Regions from separate parts of the Homo sapiens genome. Here region 2 is linked to region 1. A link is an interaction called in ENCODE POLR2A ChIA-PET data of the cell type or tissue named here. Cell type or tissue: PC-9. All regions are shown on one strand. Each heading gives the region's core, and the rest is flanking DNA. Links, peaks and the distances in the headings are about the cores only. Region 1 overlaps C2orf49-DT (C2orf49 divergent transcript). Region 2 holds the start of LOC105373529 (a long non-coding RNA gene).

Region 1 (10,950 bases), core at 2,165-4,664:
GCTTCTCTTTCATCATTCATGGGAGAGATACATATCCCTAAATATTTTGCACATTTAAAACTTAAACTTGGGTATGGTGGCTTATGCCTGTAATCACGGCGTTTTGGGAGGCTCAGGTGGGAGGATTGCTTGAGTCCAGGAGTTCCAGGCCAGCCTGGGCCACATAGTAAGACCCCGTATCTACAAAAAATAAAAAAAAAATTAACCGGGCATGGTAGTGTCTCTGTAGTACTAGCTACTCGGGAGGCTGAGGTGGTAGGATCACTGGCGCCCAGCAATTCCAGCCTGCAGTTAGGATTACCACACTGCACTTCAGCCTGAGCGGCAGAATGGGACCATGTCTGAAAAAATAAATAAAAAATAAAACTTGCAGGTATGTTCTGAATGTTTATTGTATGCATCCTCTATGAGGTATCATTTTATTGGAAATTATTGCATTGTCTACAAAAATATGAAGAACTCTGAAGATGCCAAAAGATAAACCGTGAAAGAGTACTAGAAGTGAGCTCCTCAAAAAGATAAAGCTGAGAAGTGTTTCCCAATTTTTCTTACTCATTTATGTATGTAATACTTTATGTCTAGAAACTGAATTTCAGAGCTGGGAGGGAACTTAAAAGTTAGTCCAGTTCTTTCATGTTAGTGCCAAGAAAGCTGATCAGAAAGAGATTAAATGACTTGCCCAAAATTGAATAGTCTTAAATCTGAGCTGAGGCAGGCGTCTGAATGTCTTAAATTGGAGTTAAATGTATTAGCGTCATAGTATTAACATCATCATATTCCATATCTCTCAAATCTGATTTGATTTTCATTACAATAGAGAAATAAGTGTGATTAGTATTATCCCCATTTCCTTCACCGGGAGGCACATTGTTTTAGTATCAAAAGCAGCTACCTTGGGAGAATCCGGGGCTAGAAACCTGACTTCATTTCAAGTTTTACTCTTGTTGCACCAAAACCTTGGGTGAGTTAGTTTCTCAGCCTCAGTCCCCTCATCAGGAAAATGCTGTGTTAGCACTTTCTGTGAAGAATGATCAAAGGAGTGGAGATTATGGAGATTATAAACACACTTGACACAGTAAGTGTTTAAGAACTGGTAGCTGATTTTTACAAAGTTATGGGTCATAGAAGGCAGTTTAGAGAAAAGGGCAGGCTTTGGAGTAGCTCAGTTGTATTATAACCTTGGCTTCTTTACTCACCTAGGACATACATTCTCTCTTTAGCTGTAGCTTCCTCCCTTCTGAGATGGAAATTATAAGCCATCTCACAGTGTTGTGAGGATTGGAGCTCAAGTGTGTAAAATGCCTCCTCTGTGGGCTCTCCTTGGAGAGTTCTTGTATCCTATTGATTGTCATCAAAGGAAAAAAGTGGCAGGATGATGGCATAAGTGGGAAGAACCTTGAGTTTAATAGTCTGAAAAAGTGGTTACAGGTTCTTGCTATGCTTTTCCTCTCTGTGGTTTTCTGAACCCATCGCCTAACCTGAAGCCTTAAACTTCATCTGCAAAAATGTTTTGTGGCAGGTAAGATGTCTTTTTTTTCTTCCAGTACTTCCCAGTTTAAAACTAAGAGTACTTCCTTGCTTATAACTAATTCTATTAATATTATTCTAGGTGACTCTGAAGCAGAACTCTTGAGATGGAAGGATTGTCATCTGAGGAAAAAAAATCAAGATTAAGAGAGGAGGAACTAGAATGAGATTCACATACCGTCTCTCCTCCAAGGGAAGGAGAGAGTGGTGATGCCTGCCCACTCCTTCCTGGGCAGAACATTTGTAGCATGGAACATTGGAGAATTTGCAGTCTGCTGACTTTCTGATTTAGGAGGTTGATGGGGAGGCCTTATAATTTGCATTTCTAACAAGTTCTGAGGTGATGCTTCAAGTATGTCCAGGCAGAAGGGCTGCCTCACAGAGAATTCTGCCATACCACATGGGAATTGAAGTCACAGACATCTCTAACCCTCAAGCCTGAAACCAAAAGACTGAAAACCAACACTACAGTGGACAAAGAACATCTCTGAACTTGTGTGGGGACCAGTGACACAAGGACCTAAGGTCTCTCTCTTCTCATCTTGGCACTTCAGAAGTCTCCCCAATCTTGACAAAGCCCTGGAGAAAGGGCCGGGCCTCCCGTTGATAAGAATATCACTGCAGATAAATGGAGGTTTCAAATTGAAAGAAAGGAGGAGGGCCTCCTGTTGATAAGATTATTGTCACTGCAGGTAAATGGAGGCTTCAAATAGAAATACATTTCAGTTACAGAAAAAAAAATTATCTTTGTTACACATTTGAGTTTGCAGGCCTAAGGTTACTCCCGCTACACTATCATCTGTAACCATAACGCACTCAACATTTTAAGCTAACTATAAGGATTGTTGCTTCACTCAAAGATCCTGAGGTTTTATTCACTAACATTTTTATTTGGTGACTATAGTTGACAAGAACAAAGCTGTGGGGAACCAACAAACACTGCAATGCCTGGCATTGTCACCTCACTAGATTGTGAGTTCCTCTGGGACAGGGTCCGTACATTTTCTTAGAATCCCTCACTTAGCCATTAGCCTGCACAGTGCTTGTACTTAGTAAGTGCTCAGTAAATGTTTGTGGAATGAATGCATGATGAACAAAATATATACTGAGGACTCTTGGTGTTGATTCTTGTTGATAATGTAATAGTTAAGATATGTTATAAATATGTTATAAATATTGTATCAAAATATTGTATCAAAAATATACTTGAACAGGCTGGGCGTGGTGGCTCACACTTGTAATCCCAGCCCTTTAGGAGGCTGAGGTGGGTGGATCACTTGAGGTCAGGAGTTCGAGACCAGACTGGCCAACATGGTAAAACCCCATCTCCACTAAAAAAAAACAAAAGTTAACTGGGCATGGTTGTGGGTGACTGTAATCCCAGCTACTCAGGAGGCTGAGGCAGGAGAATCGCTTGAACCCGGGAGGTAGAGGTTGCAGTGAACCAAGATCGCACCACTGCACTCTAGGGGACAGAGCAAGACGCCTCAAAAAAAAAAATGTATATATATAGTATATACATACACATGAGCATAAAGGAGCTTCAATGTGAAGGTAATAATTTAAGCAACATTTCACATTTTGGACCTGTGTTGTTAGCTATTTAGAACAGTTAAACTACTAGCTTGCTTTTAAATCCATTGTCTTAGTCATTTCAAGTTGTTATAACAAAATACCATACACTGAGTAGTTTATAAACAACAGAATGCATTTCTCTCAATTCTGGAGGCTGGGAAGTCCAAGATCAAGGTGCTGGCAGATTGTGTGTAGTGAAGATCCATTCATCAGAGATGGCACCTTCTCGTTGTGTCCTCACATGGTGGATGGGGCAACAGGCTCTCTTAGGCTTCTTTTATAAGGGCAATAATTCATGAAGTTTCCACACTTATGATAGAATTACCTCCTAGAGGCCCCACTTCCAAATACCATCACCTTGAGGGTTAGGTTTCAACATACAAATTTTGGAGGTACACATTCAGATGATGACAGCACTCATAGGTTACCTTTCATCTTTGGGTTCTCAGTGCCTGCTACAACAGCACAAGAACAGTAAGTGTGTGCTGAATGAATACAGATGAATGAACCTTTCCCCATCCTCAGATACTTCCCAACTGAGCTCCACTATCACCAAACTTCTAGAGCACATTATTTTTTGCCTTATGATCTCGTTAGGTGGGTTTTTCTTGCACATACCACACTAATCCAGTGGTCCTCAAAATTGTGTGCCCATTAGAATCCTCTGGAGGGGTTGTAAAAATAGTTTGCTGGGTCCTAACCCCAGAGTTTCTGATTTAGGAGGTTTGGGATGGGGACACCAAAATTTGCATTTCTAACAAGTCCAGAGGTGATGTTGATACTGCTGGCTACCAACTCTACCTTATAAACCATTGCCCATTAAACTCTTGAGGGTAGAGACTGTCTTCCTCATTTCAGTATCTGCTGAAGCCTCTGGCATAGTACCTGGCACATAGGAGCTGCTAAAGAAGTAGTTGATTGAACAATAGTTCAAAAAAGTTTATTTTACTGAAGCTAGATTACAAGTATATGAATGTGTGTGTATATGTGATTAAATGAGCTATTACATGTAAAAGCTCTTAAAACATGGCACATAGTAAGCTGTTGCTTTAAAAAAAATAAAAAATGTAACCTTTCTTTGCTTATATTCTAAAATGACACCAACCATCCTACATGTGTGCTCTTAAATAGCTTATATATTAGAATAATGGAATCTTAGTACTAAAGGCTGGATGTGGTTGCTCATGCCTGTAATCCCAGCACCTTGGGAAGCCGAGGTGGGTGGATCACTTGAGGTCAGGAGTTCAAGACCAACCTGTTCAATATGGTAAAACCCTGTCTCTACTAAAAATACAAAAATTAGCCCTGCGTGGTGGTGCATGCCTGTAGTCGCAGATACTTAGGAGGCTGAGGCAGGAGAATTGCTTGAACCTGGGAGGTAGAGGTTGCAGTGAGCTGAGAAGATTGTACCACTGCACTCCAGCCTGGGCAAAAGAGACTGTCTAAAAAAAAAAAAAAAAAGTAATCTAGTTAATATTTCAATATTGAGCATCAAGAATTTTTAAAAATTGGTTGAGTGTTTTCTACATGCAGAAAGATACAGCAGAGAGCATAGACACAATCCTTGCCCTCCCAAGCGTATACCCAGCGAGAAAGTGAGAAGCACAGAGTATGTGTAAGCATAAAAATACTAAGTTTTGAGAGTAGACAGCAACTATGAAAATATTCAGTTATATCGATGCAACTCAGTCTTCATTAATTGTTCTCATCGGAGCACATCTTTTTCACATTCTGTAAAGTAACGCTCGGTATGGGCCCAAGGAATATTTAATAAATATTTAAAAATGAAGTTAATAATTGTTTTGAAAGCCATATGGTTGATATTTCTTCTTAAATGTAACCAATAGAAACAACATAAGGAATTTGGCCTGTGCATATATTTGCACATTTATGGTACAGGCATTTACATGGAGGTGCCTGTCATTTGTGACACAGACTTCTCATCAAGTTTCAGAAGGAACAGATGTTTCTAGATGGAATAATATGGAGCTTGCCATTGTAAGAATCCTGTAATAAATCCTTTCATAAAATAAATATATCTGAATTATCTCTTGTTATACATTTTCACTCCTGGATCATCTAAAGTAGAACACAAAGATTGTTCATAAACTATTCATTCAAAACAACTTTATATAAAAAGAATTACTGTTGCTGAATTCTGGATTCTTATTGTTGCTCTTTCTTACTAGCATGGGGTTTGGGACAAGTCACCTTTTTAAATTTTTTTATTTATATTTTCCTAAGTGAATTAACACAGGAAGTCATTCACCTTTCTTTGCCTCAAAGAATTAAATTTATTCTTTGACGCTATTAAGTAAATTAATAGCGTCTACTTCATTGCTCAGTCACTAGCAGTTTCTGAAGTCACTGTCTGGCAGTCAGTAGATATCACCTCTGTAACTAGTCTTGTGCAGCTCTCTGTGATGTGATCTGGTAGAGGACTAAGATACAAAAGCACAAGGGTGAATTCTAGGACCACCTGAGCCAGTGATTAGTTGATGACAAGTCACATAGTCTCTGTGAGCCTGGGTAAAATGAAGAGACTGGATTTGCTCTTGTACCTTCCCAATCCCTGGCTCCACTAGCTGTTGGCCACCTTAGACTTGAAGGTCCATTCACTGCTGCTTGCCCTTGAAGCTCAATTGCTGGTCAGAGCTTTACACTCCTGGGAAGCCAGTCCCCTACCTGGAGGCTGAGCCGGTGACACTGGTTCCACTGGGTCACAGCTGAAGCACCACTGGGGATGGGGCATTTATGTGGCCATGAGTCACACTAGGGTAGGGGTAGAGGGCAAGTCACAGGAAGATTGTTGGGTTTTTTTTTTTTTTTTTTTTTTTTGGCCAGTTTCTTTTCTTTCTTTTTTTATCCCTTTGAAACAGAAGACCATGGCGTACAATCTGGTATCTGCCTTCAGGGTTGGGATAATATCTTTGTTTTACAATACTCAGAGTGGCTGGAAGAAAGCTGAGGCCACAGGTCACTAGCAGGTTCTAAAGTCTGAAAATCCCTGGGAAAATTTGACTTTTTATATGCTAATAATTGAGTACTGACAACTCTGGAGGGAGCTTTCCAATTCTTCCGTCATGAAAGTGGACTTTGTATACTAAAGAGGGGTTCATGGATTCATGGTAACCTACAATTCTTCCTTGCGGCCTGAACCAAAGGAATAGCAGCTACAGTTGGGTTTTCCTAAAAGGAGTAAGATAGTCCCAGGCCTCCCTTCTCAAATAAGTGTATCAAGCAGGTGGACTCTGCCAGTCGGGGGTCCCGGTCAATCCCTAGGGCCCTGGGGCGCCATGGGCCTCGTGGGAGGGCTGCGCATCCCAACCATGCCTTCGTCTCCTGGTGGGGCACCGGCGGTACGTCCGATCCTCCAGCCCGCGTGGTCAGGCGGCCGCGGGCCCAAGCATTTCCCAGGGCCCAAGCATTTCATTCATTTATTCATTCACGCAGCAGGTATTTCCCGGGCGCCCTCCTCCTGTGTAGGTGACAGAAACTGGGTGGCGAGCGAGCCAGGCAAAGCCCGGCTTCCCTGAAGCTCCCCGCAGCGGCGGGGGCGGAGAAGAGACCTCAGCCCCGCGGGCTCGCACAGCTGGCGCGGACCACGCTCTCGCCCGGGGCCGGCGGCCTCAGCGCCCCCCGAATGAACACCTTCCGCCCGCTGGCCGCCCCGCGAGGCGGGCCGTGTCGTGGCCCCGGTGCACGGAGGGGGACGCCGAGGCCCGGAGCAGGGCCCGTCTCGGCCTGTGCTCGGAGCCAGGCGGCAGGGCCCGCGGGCCGGCGGGCGGCGCGGAGACGGCTGCGCTCCCGCCCTCCGCCAGCGCCTGGCGGCCGCCCCACGTGACGGGAAGCGGCGGCTGCGGGGTCGGGCCAGCCCAGGAGCCGCGGGCCGGAGCGGGGCGGCGGGGCCCCAGGCCGCGGGGCGGCGCGGGACGGCGGGCGCCGGCGCCGGTGAGTGAGGAGGGCGGCGGGGCGCGGGGTGCGGGGCTCAGGGCGCGGGGCGCGTGGGGCAGGAGGGCGGGGAGCAGGAGTGGGGGGTAGGCGGCGGGGCGGGGTGGAGGGCGAGCCCGTGCGTGTGCGCTGGGGCAGGTGTAGTGGGGGCTGGAACGCGGGGTGGGGGGAGCAAGTGGCTATACACTTGGGGGCAGGTGTGCGGGTGTGCGACTTGGTAGCTGTCCCTTGTGGGGGCCGGCTAGCCTGCTGGGGTGAGCAAATAAGTGTTCACGTGTGTGTGGGATGAAGTGTGCACGGGTGTGGGGTCAAGTGTGTATGTTGTGTGTGAGGAGTGCGTGTGTGTTTAGGGCAAGGGAAGACCTGAGAGACCTCGTCCTTGATTTGGGTTTTCCGGGGAGAAGGGCCAGGAAGGACTTGCACCTCCATCCCTGGTATGGAATGGTTTTGGCGCTGTGATTGAGGTTTCTGGGAGCTCTTTGGATTTGAGAGCTCAAATTCGGGTCACACTCAGGCCTGAATTGTCCTGATCTGGAGAGTAGGCAGGGGTGTGTTGGGGAGTAGGGAAAAGTGCTGTGCTGGGCTTCCTGGCCCCTGTTTTTAGCACCAGGTCAAGGGCTGGAAGCTGTCATCCCTGTGGAATTGTTTTCTTTCCATTGCCTTCTGGAGGTGCAGGTGCAAGTTAGTCCGCCTGCCTCCCTGTGTTAAGTGTTGATATCCTTAAACACGGAAGCTGTCCGGTTGTCTGCACCTGCCGTGGCTTCTACCCAAGGACTGTTGAGTGACCCTCAGGAAGCCTCCTACCTGGCTGCTAAAAATGGGGGCTCACAGATCACACAGCAGGCCTTACTGCACGTGGACTGCACGCGCAGCTGTGGTCAAAACATGTCTGAGCAGAGTTTAATCACTGATGAAGTGCTCATGGGCAAGCACCTTGTCTATCAGGAAGGAAGGCAGCTGCGGGTGTGATTGTGGTGGCAAGTTAAGGCACTGAGAAGGTGTGCAGGGAAGATCCTACTGCGTTGTGTGTGTTGGCTTGGTTGGAGTCAGGATGAACGAATGTAGAGGGACTGTGTGGTGGCTGCTACTCTCTCATGGTGGACATGCTTCTCTCTGTTGGTCAGCCGGAAGCTGGCAGACAACTGAGAGCTCGCAGTTCCATGGTCAGTCAGAAGGAACATTTGGTCAGCTGCTTCCTTTTCTTTTTCCTTCCATTTCTGCCAGCCGAGCAGCCTCAACAGTCATTGCAGCTGCTTCTGTGATGTGTAGCAAAACGCTGCCTGGAGTACTAGAAAGTCTACTGGCTGGAATCTGCTGGAACCTGTCCATAACTAGCCTGCCCCAGGTCATCTATGAAATGGGAGTGATGCTCTGTGGTGGTAATGAATGTGGAGTGTGGGTTCAAATCCTGCCTCTGCCATTTCCTGTGACCTTTGGGCAATTTGCTGGACATTCTGAGTCTCAAATTCCTCCATCAAAATAGGGATAATATTAGAAAAGGCACATGAATTCTAATAAGAAATTGTGCCTGGAAAGGATCCGGCACAGGGTCTGGCATTTAGTAGGTGCTCAATAAATTATTGCTGACAAATATAAATGAGGATGTAGAGCCAGGTCTCCCTCAGCTCTGAAAATATGTAGTTTTATGTTTTGAGTAATTGTTAACCTAACAAATGATTTACTCTGGAGTTAGACTTGTGGGTTCTGAATTCCAATTTGCTATGTGCATCAAGGTTTGCATTACACAATTGAATTGGGTGAGAGGTGAGGTGCCACTGTTAGCCTTCATTCACTCTGCCTTTTCTTCTACACTCATGATTGTGCATGGCAGTCCTCTTGTCATAGCATTGGAGGCAGAGCGTTTTCACCACTGCAGGAATCCCAGGACCAATCTAACCTCAGCTTAAACCCTCCAGAGACAGGGATTTGTAAAGGGCCCATTCTTCATTTAGGCAGCTCCAGTTGAGGAGTTTTAAAAGCATAGAGCTCACTATTTTAAAAATGCTATATTTTCTTTTTGTTGTTGTCTTCTGGGTGGTTTTTTTGCTGTTGTTTTTGAGACAGGGTCTTGCTCTGTCACCCAGGCTGGAGTGCAGTGGTGTGACCATGGCTCACTGCAGTCTTGATCTCCCAGACTCAAGGGATCCTCCCACCTCAGCCTCTCAAGTAGCTGGGACCACAGGCTCGCACTACCACACCCAGATAATTTAAAAAATTTTTTTTGTAGAGATAGGGGTCTCCCTGTGTTGCCCAGGCTGTTCTCAAACTCCTGGCCTCAAGCAATCCTCCTGTCTTGGCCTCCCAAAGTGCTGGGATTACAGACCTGAGCCGCTGCGCCCAGCCAAAAAACTTGCTGTATTTTCTGGGTCTGATATGCAGCTAACATTTCTGTTAGGAAAAAAAAAATGAAGTTATTTGGCTTATTCCTTCATGCTAATATTACAAATTTGTGATCTTTTAAGAAAACTTGAAGAAATTTTACTTAATGGGTTAAGTGTCTTCATCTTGGTCTGAATCCAGCCCTCATTAGAAATACATTAAAGTAGTCATTTGTGGCAGCCAGGTGTTTGGATACTGCCGAATAATTTGGCTCAGACTTTACAACTCATCTCTGTAGCAAACCTGACTCGTTTTTCTTTATTTAAAAAAATAAATACCTACTAAATGAATGTAGAGTAACAACTTAATTTGGTGCTACCCCAAATGACTTTAAGTGCCTCATGAAAAGTGAATTATGAAATCTTGCAGATGATTTGAAATCAAGATCTTTTCTTGATAGTCAAGTAACTGCTGTTGAAAAAGTTAAAGATTTAAGGAAAAAATCACATATTTAAAGATGACAACTGACTGGATATTATGGACTATCAAGTCCTGTAGGTACTCAATAATTTTTTTTTTCTTTTTTTGAGACAGGGTCTCACCCTGTCACCCAGGCTACAGTACAGTGTCGTGTTCTCGGCTCACTGCAACCTCCATCTTCCAGGCTCAAGTGATCCTTCCACTTTAGCCTCCCAAGTAGTTGGGGCTATAGGCACATGCCACCATGCCCGGCTAATTTTTGTATTCTTCTATAGAGACAGAGTTTCACCATGTTGCCCAGGTTGGTTTTGAACTCCTAAGCTCAAGCAATCCATCTGCCTCGGCCTCCCGAAGTGCTGGGATTATAGGCATGAGCCACTGCTCCTGGCCAGTACTCGATAATTTTTTGTGGCTGTTTGAAGGTTCAGTATTGAGGAAGATGTTATGAAGTAAATGCCATATTTCTATTCTGCTCTTCTTCTACCTCCCACTTCTCTTCCTAAACCCTTTTAATTCTAACTGCTGATGGTACTCTTATAGGATGTATATTATATATATGTACATACACACACACATACACCCTTATGCATATGTATGTATACACACACCATATATAGTATGTGTATATATGTGTGTGTATATAAATATATGTTTATATGTATTTAAATAATTTTGATTAGTATTGCCCAGTAAAAAGGATACCAACTATGAATAGTTACATATATTAAATATACATCATGATAATATTAAGATGACAAGTTAGATATTAGACCTTAACTGTCTTTTTTTAATCCTCTTTTTTTAGATACTCTTGCAGATTATCAGAGCAGGTTCATTGCACTATAACTAATCTTGCTGTCTCTGTTGCATGAGTGCAAAAGATAACATAAAATGGTTGTCAAGCAGTATCTTCATTTTCAAAGGGGGGAAAAGTTGACTTTTGTACAAGCCAGTAAATTTATTGTTGATTCCTGACAAATTTCAAGATTGAGTCATTCAACAGATGGCTGTGGGACTTAGAGAAGAACACGGGACCAGCATGGGGTGCAGCTCAGGAAAAGCAGTTGCTGTCACATAAATGTGTATCCTGTTTTGGTA
Region 2 (10,950 bases), core at 5,137-7,636, 120 kb before region 1:
TGGCCTCCCAAAGTGCCAGGATTACACAGAAATAGATGATTATGAAAAAACAGAGTAAACTTTATGCATTCGAAGAATGGATATGTCACAGTACGTTATTATCACCAGTTACATAGCTGCTTTTTTTGAGACAGTACAAAACCTTTGCTGTGGTCTGAATGTTTCTATTCTCCTAAAATTTGTATGTTAAAATCCCAAGCCCCAATGTGCTGGTATTAGGAGGTATGTTTTGGGGAGGTGATTAGGTCATGAGGGCTGAGCCCTCATGCAGGAGATTAAAAAGACCCCAGAGAGCTCCCTCACACCTTTTTTTTTTTTTTTTTGAGATGGAGTCTTGCTCTGTCTCCAAGGCTGGAGTGCAGTGGCGCAATCTACGCTCACTGCAAGCTCTGCCTCCCGGGTTCACGCCATTCTCCTGCCTCAGCCTCCCCAGTAGTTGGGACTACAGGTGCCCGCCACCAAGCCCGGCTAATTTTTTTTGTATTTTTAGTAGAGACGGGGTTTCACCATGTTGGCCAAGATGGTCTCGATCTCCTGACCTTGTGATCTGCCCGCCTCAGCCTCCCAAAGTGCTGGGATTACAGGCTTGAGCCACCGCGCCCGGCCCTTCCCTCACACCTTATACCATGTGAGGTTATAGTGAGGAGGCACCATCTATGAACCAGGAAACAAGCCCTCACCAGACACCGCATCTGCCTGCCACTTGATCTTGGACTTCCCAGCCTCCAGAACTGTAAGAAATAAGTTTTTGTTGTTTGCAAGCCACCTAGTCTATGATAGTTGTTATAACAACCCGAATGGACTAAGACAACCTGTACGTAAGAAAAATGTACACGTGGAGAAGATTAGGCAACTCCTTGAATTAGTTCCTCATGATATGCTTAGAAAGGTTTGTTATCTACTTTATCCTTTTGACTTTTTCTTGGAGGAGCAGCCCATCCATCCCCTTGGCAAATAAATTGTTGGGTGTGTGGTAGCATTTTCATGTGACATTTGATTTTCTGGATGTCTTCTAAATCAAAACAAGATGGCTGCAGTCCCGCTTGTTCCTGGTGTGCATCTTCTATTTATGTTTGTCACCGCCCCCGGCTCCCTCTCTCTGTCCTCTCCCCCGTCCTGTTCTCCAGCACTCTCACATTCTTCCTCCCCCTCATTCCCTTCTTTGTACCCCGTCAGCCCTGCTTTTAGACCTGAAGTCCGTAGTTTTCAGCTTGAGGGTGGAAATCCAGCCTCATATGTTCACTAATCTCTCTTGGCCACCCTTCACCTCTCCCAGTTAAGTGGCAATTCTTCGTGCCTCTGTGCAAATGTCTTCACTGTAGTACCAACAAGACATCAGAGAATCAATTAGTGCCAAGACCACTCATATGTGTCTGGAGAGTTTTCCAGGTCAATCTATGTTGGCTTAAAACCTTCCATATTTTCATAAATTATAATGGTCTGGTACCGTGAAGTGAACTGGAGAACAAGGCCTCTTGTTCTACACAGGGAAGAGTTCATTTCAAGGGGACATTGACAAATATGGTGACATCTTGATTTTGTCAAATGTCACTATTTATTTTTCAACTATTTTAGCTCAGCAAAACCAAATCTCTCCCTTCCTGGACTTTTTATAACTTTACTGTGACTGTTGAATTTCATGTGTACTTTAGATGAAATATAACCTCTATGTTTCTACAACATTTGCACTTAATAAAACTGACTATTGTTTTCTTAATGTCCAAGAACACTTTAAGAGATTTCAATAAGCCTCTTTTAAAAGGCTTTCTTCTGCCCAGGCCCCAAACCAGGAAACTATATTTTACTAAGGGTAAATAAAATTTTATCATTTCCAAAATTCAAGTGTAGCCTCCACACCAGGCACCCAACATGATTAAAGAGCCTGCTGAATTTGACAAAATGTGTTCTGTTCCCTTTGGTTCAAAAGTGTGTGCATGTGAAACTCCCAAACAAGTTTATAACCACTAGATATATATATATATATATATATGTACATATATTAAATGATAAATATATTCTATAATTGCATTATATATCTCTATATCACCAACTTAATGCTTCCATTCAAGTTCTGATGCAAAGGTGTGTGAGTGGTCATTCAATCTGCATACAAGCACAATCAATAAAAGGTTTTATATTTAAATCAGGACATGCTCAACCTGGCATCACCAGAAGCCTTCTCACATGGCACCTCTAGACCCCATTGCCTTCCCACTCAGAGGTTCCCTGTCCACCATCCTCTCCTCCACCCAAATGCCATCCTTGGACTTTTATAGCTAATTACTTCAGTATGTTAACTAAATTGGTCTCCAAGCTCTTAATGAAGTTGCAAAAGCTCATTTGCAATATGACTACTGTCCTCTTAAAACTGATAAATACCACCATTACTTTCCCTCCAACTAGGCTGGGCTTGCAGCAGAATGGAAGTGGTATACGTGTGTTGCTTTAATGGGAAACACTCCTTTAGACCTTGAATGCTCAGAAGCTCAATGCTTTGTCTTCCTAATGATTTCAAAATCCTGCTAAACATGTTACAATTGCCCAGGACCCATGCATCTCAGACATCAAATTAACTATCTTCATGTATAGATATGAAGATCTTGTCAAAATAGTTGACCCTATTTTCACCTTTCATGGTGTCACTGAAGAACATAAAAAGCATAATTATCAAAGGAAAGATGTATTATCACAGACGAAGACCTTGAGAAAATCTCTAAAGGATTCTGTTGAGTCTGAGGCTCTCTTGATGTGCATTTTCTCCAAATGGGTGGGTGTCACTGTGAGCTCAAAAACCTGAAACCAACCTTTTCCATTACTTAATAATTCAGATCACCATCTGGTTTATTCCCCCACAATTTATCTCTGCACTACACATGATAGAGTGTCTTCAGTTCAGCCCAGTCAGAAGATTCTGGGGATGCTCCAGGAATATACTTTCCTACCATGATCACTTGGCTGCTAGGTTTGATCCTGGTCAATATGCTCCCTTTTGTGTGTGCCAACAACACACTTAGGAAAGGGTTCACACCTAATTCACATCCCTAGGTACTCTGCAAGTAGACACACGCACACACGCATGCACTCATGCACACAGACATGCACATAGAGGCACACGGGACTTTCTTTATTCCCACATATCCCTGAATCCAACAAGCTTTCCACTCTCATCCCAAAACCAACTGTAAAATCCCAAGCCCCAATGTGCTGATATTAGGAGGTGTGTTTTGGGGAGGTGAAGCTTGTCGGATTCCCTGAATCCGACAAGCTTTCCACTCCAGGACCCAAAACCAACTTTAAAGCACAGCTTTTACCACAGTTACTCCAGACTTAAGCAAGAGGAATTTCAGTGTGTGACTAGGGACCCAGGACTATTCCCAGGTGGCTTTGACTTGGTAACCTCAGAAGGATGCTTGTCCTGTAACCAGCTGTCTTTTGTGGTATGGCCAACAGCCAGGTCTCTGCTCTCTGATGCAATCAGTAGAAAAGACAGGAGAGGCAAAGGCTGGAGGGGATGGTATTTGTTCACTGACTCAAAGGCAAATCATTCACGTTAATGCTTCTTTATTGGCATTTGTTTCCTGAACGCGTTGATTACTGGCTTTCCTGCCTCTCATGTTGTGTGTCCATGGCACTGCCCTAAACACAAACACCCTAGCTAGAAACTGGAAGAAATGAAAATATAGGAAGAGAATGACTGATCCTGATGATTGCTATCTGAGGGTAGGAGAATGCAAGTGGAGGTTTACAATTTAAAAAGGAAGTAAACAACAAAACAGGAAATTCTGACACAAAGTACAGGAATAGCCAATTAAGATAAACATTTTTTAATAAAAATTTCTTTTGTCCAACCCCTAATCCTCAGTGTTGCTGGAGATCCAATGGCACATAGTTCCGGGGTTGTTGATCTTGGATTCAGTTTTCTTTAAAAGGCTTGCCTGCCTGCTGCCTGACTTCTTTCAGTCCCAGCCTAATGTCATTCGGGTTATAGGTTATTGGCTGTTGGCACTTGAAGCATCTGTGTTGTGTGTGTAAATCAGTGACTATAGTTAGAGGAAGAAGTTCAAAGTCTGGAACTAATGACTCATGTTGCTGGGAGCCATTTGACCCAACTCTCTGCTGCGCCCCAAACCCTAGTTTTACTTGGCCAGAGTTCTCATGAGTACTCAGTGAGAAACTGGAATTAGAAATCAGTTCTCCTCTTTGAAATGCAAGCCTGATGGCAGTACAATGATGGAAAGAGACAGCATTATCCAAGCACAAAACCAAGGCTTGCCCTCTGGTTATTAAAATGTTGAAATACTTCCTTATTCCTTGGTAATAGCAGCCTCACAAGCTCCCCCAGGCGGCCCCACTATGGCATGAAGATGCCTAAGTCACCCCACACTCTACTGGACTGCTGCCTGTTCCAGCAACCTGATGGTTACCCCGGTACCTGCACAGCAGGAGGCCTCTGTGCCCACCTCCATTCCGATTGGCCAGCATCCCATCAGTAAAATTCTTTGAATGTTATCCCTGCACCAATCATCACTCGTTTTCTCTTTGGGAAGTTCTGGTTGCCACAATTTTAAGAAGACTCAGTGGGACTGAAGTTAGGTAACTAAGATGTTGCCACGGAAAGTCAGAATACAGTTGAGAATTTTTTGTCAAGAGACACAAAAGCCTGGAGAAGGCGATGGTTGAATAGGATGTTCCAGGTGAACCAGGGCTCAAGCTCAAACCCGAAGAGCACCTCTTACCAAAAGTATAAAACAGGTGTGCTTAGATAAATGCAAGAAAGTACTACTTTGTACAGCCTGTTATAAACTTAGGAACACTGCATAATATCCAAGATTGTTGAAGATGTAAACAGGTTCAAAATGCATAATCAGTTTTTAAAACGTGAGCATCTGTTAGCTTGAATGTGCTCACTGTAATCTCGCCTCCTGGGTTCAAGCAATTCACCTGCCTTGGCCTCCTGAGTAGCTGGGATTACAGGCATGCGCCACCACGCTCGGCTAATTTTTTGTATTTTTAGTAGAGACAGGGTTTCACCATGTTGGCCAGGATGGTCTCGAACTCCTGACCTCAGGTGATCCACTCGCCTCAGCCTCCCAAAGTGCTGGGATTACAGGCGTGAGCCACTATGCCTGGCCGAATGTGCATTCTAAAGGGGCAAGTGGAATCTCTGCTGTAGGATTATAACTGTTTGAGGCTGCCGCCAAGGATGGTTATACCTCCAATTATTATCTTGGTGCTTCTATTAAAACAGAATTTTGAACTGAGAGTGATGTGTCCACTTGGACATCAGACACTTTTGTCACTGCTGTCATTGTTGACATGGTGGGGTTCAGAAGAGGATGTGGAAATTCTTCACAAATGGATGGGGGAGGAACCTGAGAACCTTCCTATTTCTTGCCAGGGAAGTCTCAGAAGTTTCTAATGGAGCATCCCCTGACTCCCACCATACTGCTACCCATGGAGAGAATTTACGGTTTGGGATTGCTGGTGCAACGTACAGCGGCTGCACAACAAGGTGGGTGAGAAGAGATTAGACAGAATCCTGGAGGTAAAATTTTAGTTCCAGCTGAGTCCTCGAATCTTTGTGGAAATTTATTATTTGATTGAACATAACTTACCTTTTTTCTGACTAAAAATGATACATATTTGCTGGGTGAAGTGGCTCATGCCTGTAATCCCAGCACTTTGAGAGGCTGAGGTGGAATAATTGCTTGAGCCCATGAGTTTGAGACCAACCTGGGCAACATAGCAAGACCCCGTCTCTACGAAAAAATTAAAAATTAGTTGGGTGTGGTGGCATATGCCTGTGGTTCCAGTTACTCAGGAGGCTGAGACAGAAGGATAGCTTGAGCCCAGGAGTTTGAGGCTACAGTGAGCTGTGATCATGCCACTACACTCCAGCCTGAATGACAAAGCAAGACCCTTTCCCCACCAAGAAAAAAGAAAAAAAAAAGAAAAAGAAAAAAAGAAATATGTTTATTATCAAACATAGTAATCCAGAAAAGTATAAAGCATAAAATAAAGACCCAATTTCCCACTACCCACACATGACCCACTGGATCTAATGTCAACATAGTACTAAATGTATTTCTGGACAGCTTTCTCCATAATATGCATATACACACAAGTAACATGCCATTTACAGCAGTCGAATCATACTATACATGACACTTATGTTTTTTTTTTGGGGGGTGGGGGGGAACAAGTTTCGCTCTCGTTGCCCGGGACGGAGTGCAATGGAGCAATCTCAGCTCACTGCAACCTCTGCCTCCTGAGTTCAAGTGATTCTCATGCCTCAGCCTCCCAAGTAGCTGGGATTACAGGCCTGTGCCACCACGCTCGATTAATTTTTGTATTATTAGTAGAGACAAGGTTTCACCATGTTGGCCAGGCTGGTCTCAAACTCCTGACCTCAGGTGATCCACCTGCTTCGGCCTCACAAAATGCTGGGATTACAGGCTTCAGTCACCACACCCAGCCTATAATATGCTTTTTAAACTCACTGTATAATAAGTCAATAAATACAGCGCTATTTCATCTTTTTTTTTTTTTTTTTGGAGTCAGGGTCTTACTCTGTTGCCCAGGCTAGAGTGCTGTGGTGCTGTCACGGCTCACTGCAGCCTCAACCTCCTGGGTTCAAGAGATCCTCCCACTTCAGCTTCCTGAATACCTGAGACCATAGGCACATACCACCATGACAGGCTAATTTAAAACTATATATATTTTTGTAGAGATAGGGGTCTCACTATGTTGCCCAAGCTGGTCTTGAACTCCTGGGCTTAAGCAATCATCCTGCCTTGGCCTCCCCTTACCATTACTTATAAAAATGGCAAAAACTGCAGTTACTTTTGCACCAACCTAATAAAACTCTGTAGGAAAGCACTTTGTTTCCATTTTTTCTACTATATGTTCATGATGAAAATTCTTGCATCCTATCAAACATATTCTTAGACCAGAGTTCTAGATATGGAATTTCTACATCAAATGGCATGCTTATTTTAAATTTTAACAAACATTGTTAAACTGCTCTTAGAGACCTCTAGATTTGTGTGCATATATATGTATATATATATACACACATATATGTATATACACACATATATAAATATGTATATGGAGAAAAAGAGAGCAAGGGAAAAAGGATAGATCTATTTACCTACGTATACAAAAAACGACAGAGAGACTTATAAGGAATTGACTCATGCAGTTATGAAGGCTGCTAAGTTTAAAATCTGCATAGCTGATGTCTAGTTCTAGTTCAAAAACCAACAGTCTGCTGTACAGCCAAGAAGACCCAATGATTCATGGCTGATGAAGACCACCAGGGAGAAGGATTCTCTCCTACTTGGGGTAAGGCCAGCCTTTTGTTCTTTTCACGCCTTCAACTATTTGGACGAGGCCCACCCATGGAAGGCATTCTTCTTTACTCTGTCCACTGATTCAAATACTAATCTCATCCAAAATCTCCCTCACAGAAGCACCCACAGTACTGTTTGACCAAATGTCTGGATGCCTTATGCCCTAGTTAAGTTGACACAAAATTAACTATCACACTTGCCCTCCAGAAATCTGACCTTATACTCACACCAGCAGTACACCAGAGTTGCTGTTTGCCTCCAGCGGCACCTGCATTGGCCTCTGCCAATTTCTAATTTTTACCAGTGTGGTAGGAAAAAGTGGTATCTTGATATTGCTGGGGTTTTTTCACTTTGCACATTTTTTTTTTTTTTTTTTTGAGACTTTCTCCTCTGTGGCCCAGGCTAGAGTGCAGTGACACAATCATGGCTCTCTGCAGCTTTTACCTCCTGGGCTCCAGCAATCCTCCCACCTCAGCCTTTCCAGTAGCTGGGACCTCAGGAGTCCACCACCACTCCTGGATAATTTTTGTATTTTTTGTAGAAATGGGATTTCACCATGTTGCCCAGGCTGGTCTCAAACTTCTGAGCTCAAGTGATCTGCCCACCTTGGCATCCCAAAGTGCTGGGATTACAGGTGTGAGCTACCGTGCTTGGCCTGCACTTCTTTATAACTAGTGAGGTTAGGCACATTTTTCATAAGGTCAATGGCGTCTTTTGTTGTTGCTTGGTAAATTAACAGCTTTATGTACTTGACCAAATTTTCTATTGGATTGATTACTTTTGTTATATTAATGTATAAAAACTTTGTATTAGTAATATTAATACTTCATCATATATATTATAATATTTTCTCCAGTTTGTGTTTGCTTTTTAACCCTTGTGTGTTATGTGTTATGTTATGCCATTTACTGTTCAGGTAGTCCAATTCAATGTCTTCCTGCATAGTTGCTATTATCGATGCCTTCCCTTATCTAAGGCTTCTGAAAATATTCCGTTGGGTAAGTTTCAGCATCTGACAATTAGGGGGACATCCAGCTTCCAAGTTCAAAAATCCTATGTGTTCTGCTTGTTAACACTCACCCTACTCTTTGCCTACAGAGCCAGTTTCTACCCCCTTTCCTAAATTCTCTTTATAGTGCCAAGATGATCAAAACCAACCCATCCCTCCCACTGTAGTTATAGAAGCTCTCCATCAGCACTGGGCCAGCCCGGTGCCAGGGGTTGGGTTACCAGTTAGGTGCCAGGAGTAACTTCGACATGATCACAGAAGATACACATCAGTTAACACAGCAGCAGCTGTGTGGCTGTGCTTCCAAGACACCTGGGTCCACATGTCTTCAACGGTGCCCACGTACTGAGCGCAAGCTAATGCCAGTGACTGCAGTCTGCAAAGTTAACCCCTCGTGGGACTTTAAAGCTCAGAGTGATTTTTGTTTGTTTGTTTTGTTTCTTAGGAATTTCTTCTACAGGAGACAAGAGTTTTCAAACTGTACCAGACTCAAACTTTTAACTCTAATTACACAAAGCTGAAGAGTGGCTAAAGACAAAACAGGGACTAATTGAAAGTAAATTCGGGGGCCAGATGCGGTGGTTCACGCCTGTAATCCCAGCACTTTGGGATGCCGAGGCAGGAGGATCACCTGAGGTCAGGAACTCGAGACCAGCCTGACTGACATGGTGAAAACCCCTCTCTACTAAATACAAAGGATTAGCCAGGCATGGTGGCGCATGCCTGTAATCCCAGCTACTTGGGAGGCTGAGGCAGGAGAATCACTTGAACCCAGGAGGCGGAGGTTACAGTGAGGTAAGATTGCGCCACTGCACTCCAGCCTGGGCAACAAGAGCAAAACTCCGTCTAAGAAAAAAAAAATTCAATTAGGGGATCAAGAATGAATCATTAAACATGGATTTTATTTGGACATCTCTTCTTAATATGGCAGATGCATTGGGTTTTTAAGGTAATAAGAAGCCATTACATTAAGGTAGTGTGAAATGAATACGCAAGGTTGTGTGCACTAGCACCTGTCACTTAAGTGGTAGTCTGTAGGGGTTTGTTGAATGAATGTATGACTGAATGAAACTCAAAATACATTATTGTTGGATCACCTAAGGCTTAAATAATGTATCTATGGTAAACCATGATAAAGGAACAAACACAAATGATTCTGATCTCTAGTTTCTTCGTATGCCATTAAGAGAGGATTGTTGCAAATATCTTTGAGGGTAACTCTCAGAGAGGTTGGAGGTGGAGGCAGGGATTCATTAGAGCCATCTGAGCAGCTTTTCTAAGCTAAACATACCCCACTTCCTCCCACTATAATGGTGTGCGTGCATGGCCCACCTCCCCATTCTTTGGCTCACTTGGAGTTTCTATACTCTAAGTGGAACTCACTCCTTTGGTGAAATGTGTTCCACTTACAATGTGAGACATGCCCAAAAGAGCCCATCCTTTGTTTGTAAGTTTCTCCACAGGTCTTCTACCGAGCCAGCACTAGCCATAATACCAAGTGCTGCTCCACCCCTCATCAATGTCAACCTCCTTTGCTTGTTGATGACCTCACTGTGATACTGTAAAGGGCAGAGTAGCTGATAATGCACCGAGCCTCTGTGCTCAGGAAGTCTTGGGTGCTCAACATCTGTTGTATCTCTGGCTCAAGTGGGTAATAGTGCTGTAAATCAACAGGTGTTCATGAGTTCACTCTGCCTTACGTGCCTGGGGCCCTGGGTGCATGGAAGGAAGCTTTGGGCACTGGACTGGGTGCTGCAGTCCTGCCCCTCCCAACCTTGCCCTACGTGAACAGGCACTTGGGCAGGGCTCTGTTACACCCTCAGCTGCCCAGCCCATCTCTTGGCTCTCCTGCTGTTGGATACACAGTCCCATGAGCTCACTGATTTAATCCATTTTATTACTACTAACTAAATTTAAGACATTTTCTCCTCTAACACAATAGATTTTTCTTCTAATTAAATACTCATCAAAGTGATTAATTAAACGAAAGGCTAGTGTATTTATGCTCCATTTTCCATGTCTGCTTTGCTGGTACCCTTTGCAGTCCGGACTTTCCCATTTTCTAGCTGTCAAAATCCCTTCTTCCCTAATTTGGAATGTATTTAGCTAATTCCCTCTGCAAAATCCTATTCACTGATTTAGGCTGGTTAAGGAATTCCCCTTCTCAAAGCGTCGCTTTACTGATCTTAGAGGACACTGAGCTCACTTTAACATGAAAATATAAAATAGAGAGCCTCTGAGGATGGGATTATATTTCTAGTTAATTTGTTCAGAACTTCATATAAAATGACACTTTAATTTACATAAAATCTGTCAACCTCCAGAAATGGTTTAAAAGGTCTCAATAGGGCCGCACACAGTGGCTCACACCTGTAATCCCAGCACTTTGGGCGGCTGAAGCGGGTGGATCACCTCAGGTCAGGAGTTCAAGAACAGCCTGGCCAAGATGGTGAAACCCTGTCTCTACAAAAAATACAAAAAAAGGTGGCAGGTGCCTGTAATCCCACCTACTCAGGAGGCTGAGGCAGGAGAATCGTCTGAACCTGGGAGGCAGAGATCGCGCCATTGCACTCCAGCCTGGGCAAC

The links. Peaks named below come from ENCODE experiments on the same cell type or tissue, not always from the same donor. Only the 100,000 strongest peaks of a DNase experiment are listed, where the experiment ranks them.
Region 2: POLR2A ChIA-PET joins it to region 1 with 34 read pairs; 3 of 35 experiments call an interaction of 5 or more read pairs at or near these places.

What each region holds. Positions count from the first base shown.
Region 1 is chr2:105,325,728-105,336,677 of GRCh38, reverse strand. It overlaps C2orf49-DT (C2orf49 divergent transcript), which reads left to right. Exons shown (of 2, transcript NR_187479.1): 1 at 1-1,519; 2 at 1,610-5,149. It overlaps TGFBRAP1 (transforming growth factor beta receptor associated protein 1), which reads left to right and starts at 6,943. Exons shown (of 12, transcript NM_004257.6): 1 at 6,943-7,053. RefSeq lists a silencer at 6,629-7,058. In PC-9, for the core only: no CTCF peak of the experiment used is centred there; no DNase peak of the experiment used is centred there.
Region 2 is chr2:105,448,365-105,459,314 of GRCh38, reverse strand. LOC105373529 (a long non-coding RNA gene) reads left to right here and starts at 4,624. Exons shown (of 3, transcript XR_923141.1): 1 at 4,624-4,752; 2 at 5,399-5,512; 3 at 8,810-8,988. In PC-9, for the core only: no CTCF peak of the experiment used is centred there; no DNase peak of the experiment used is centred there; H3K27ac peaks cover 1,048 bases.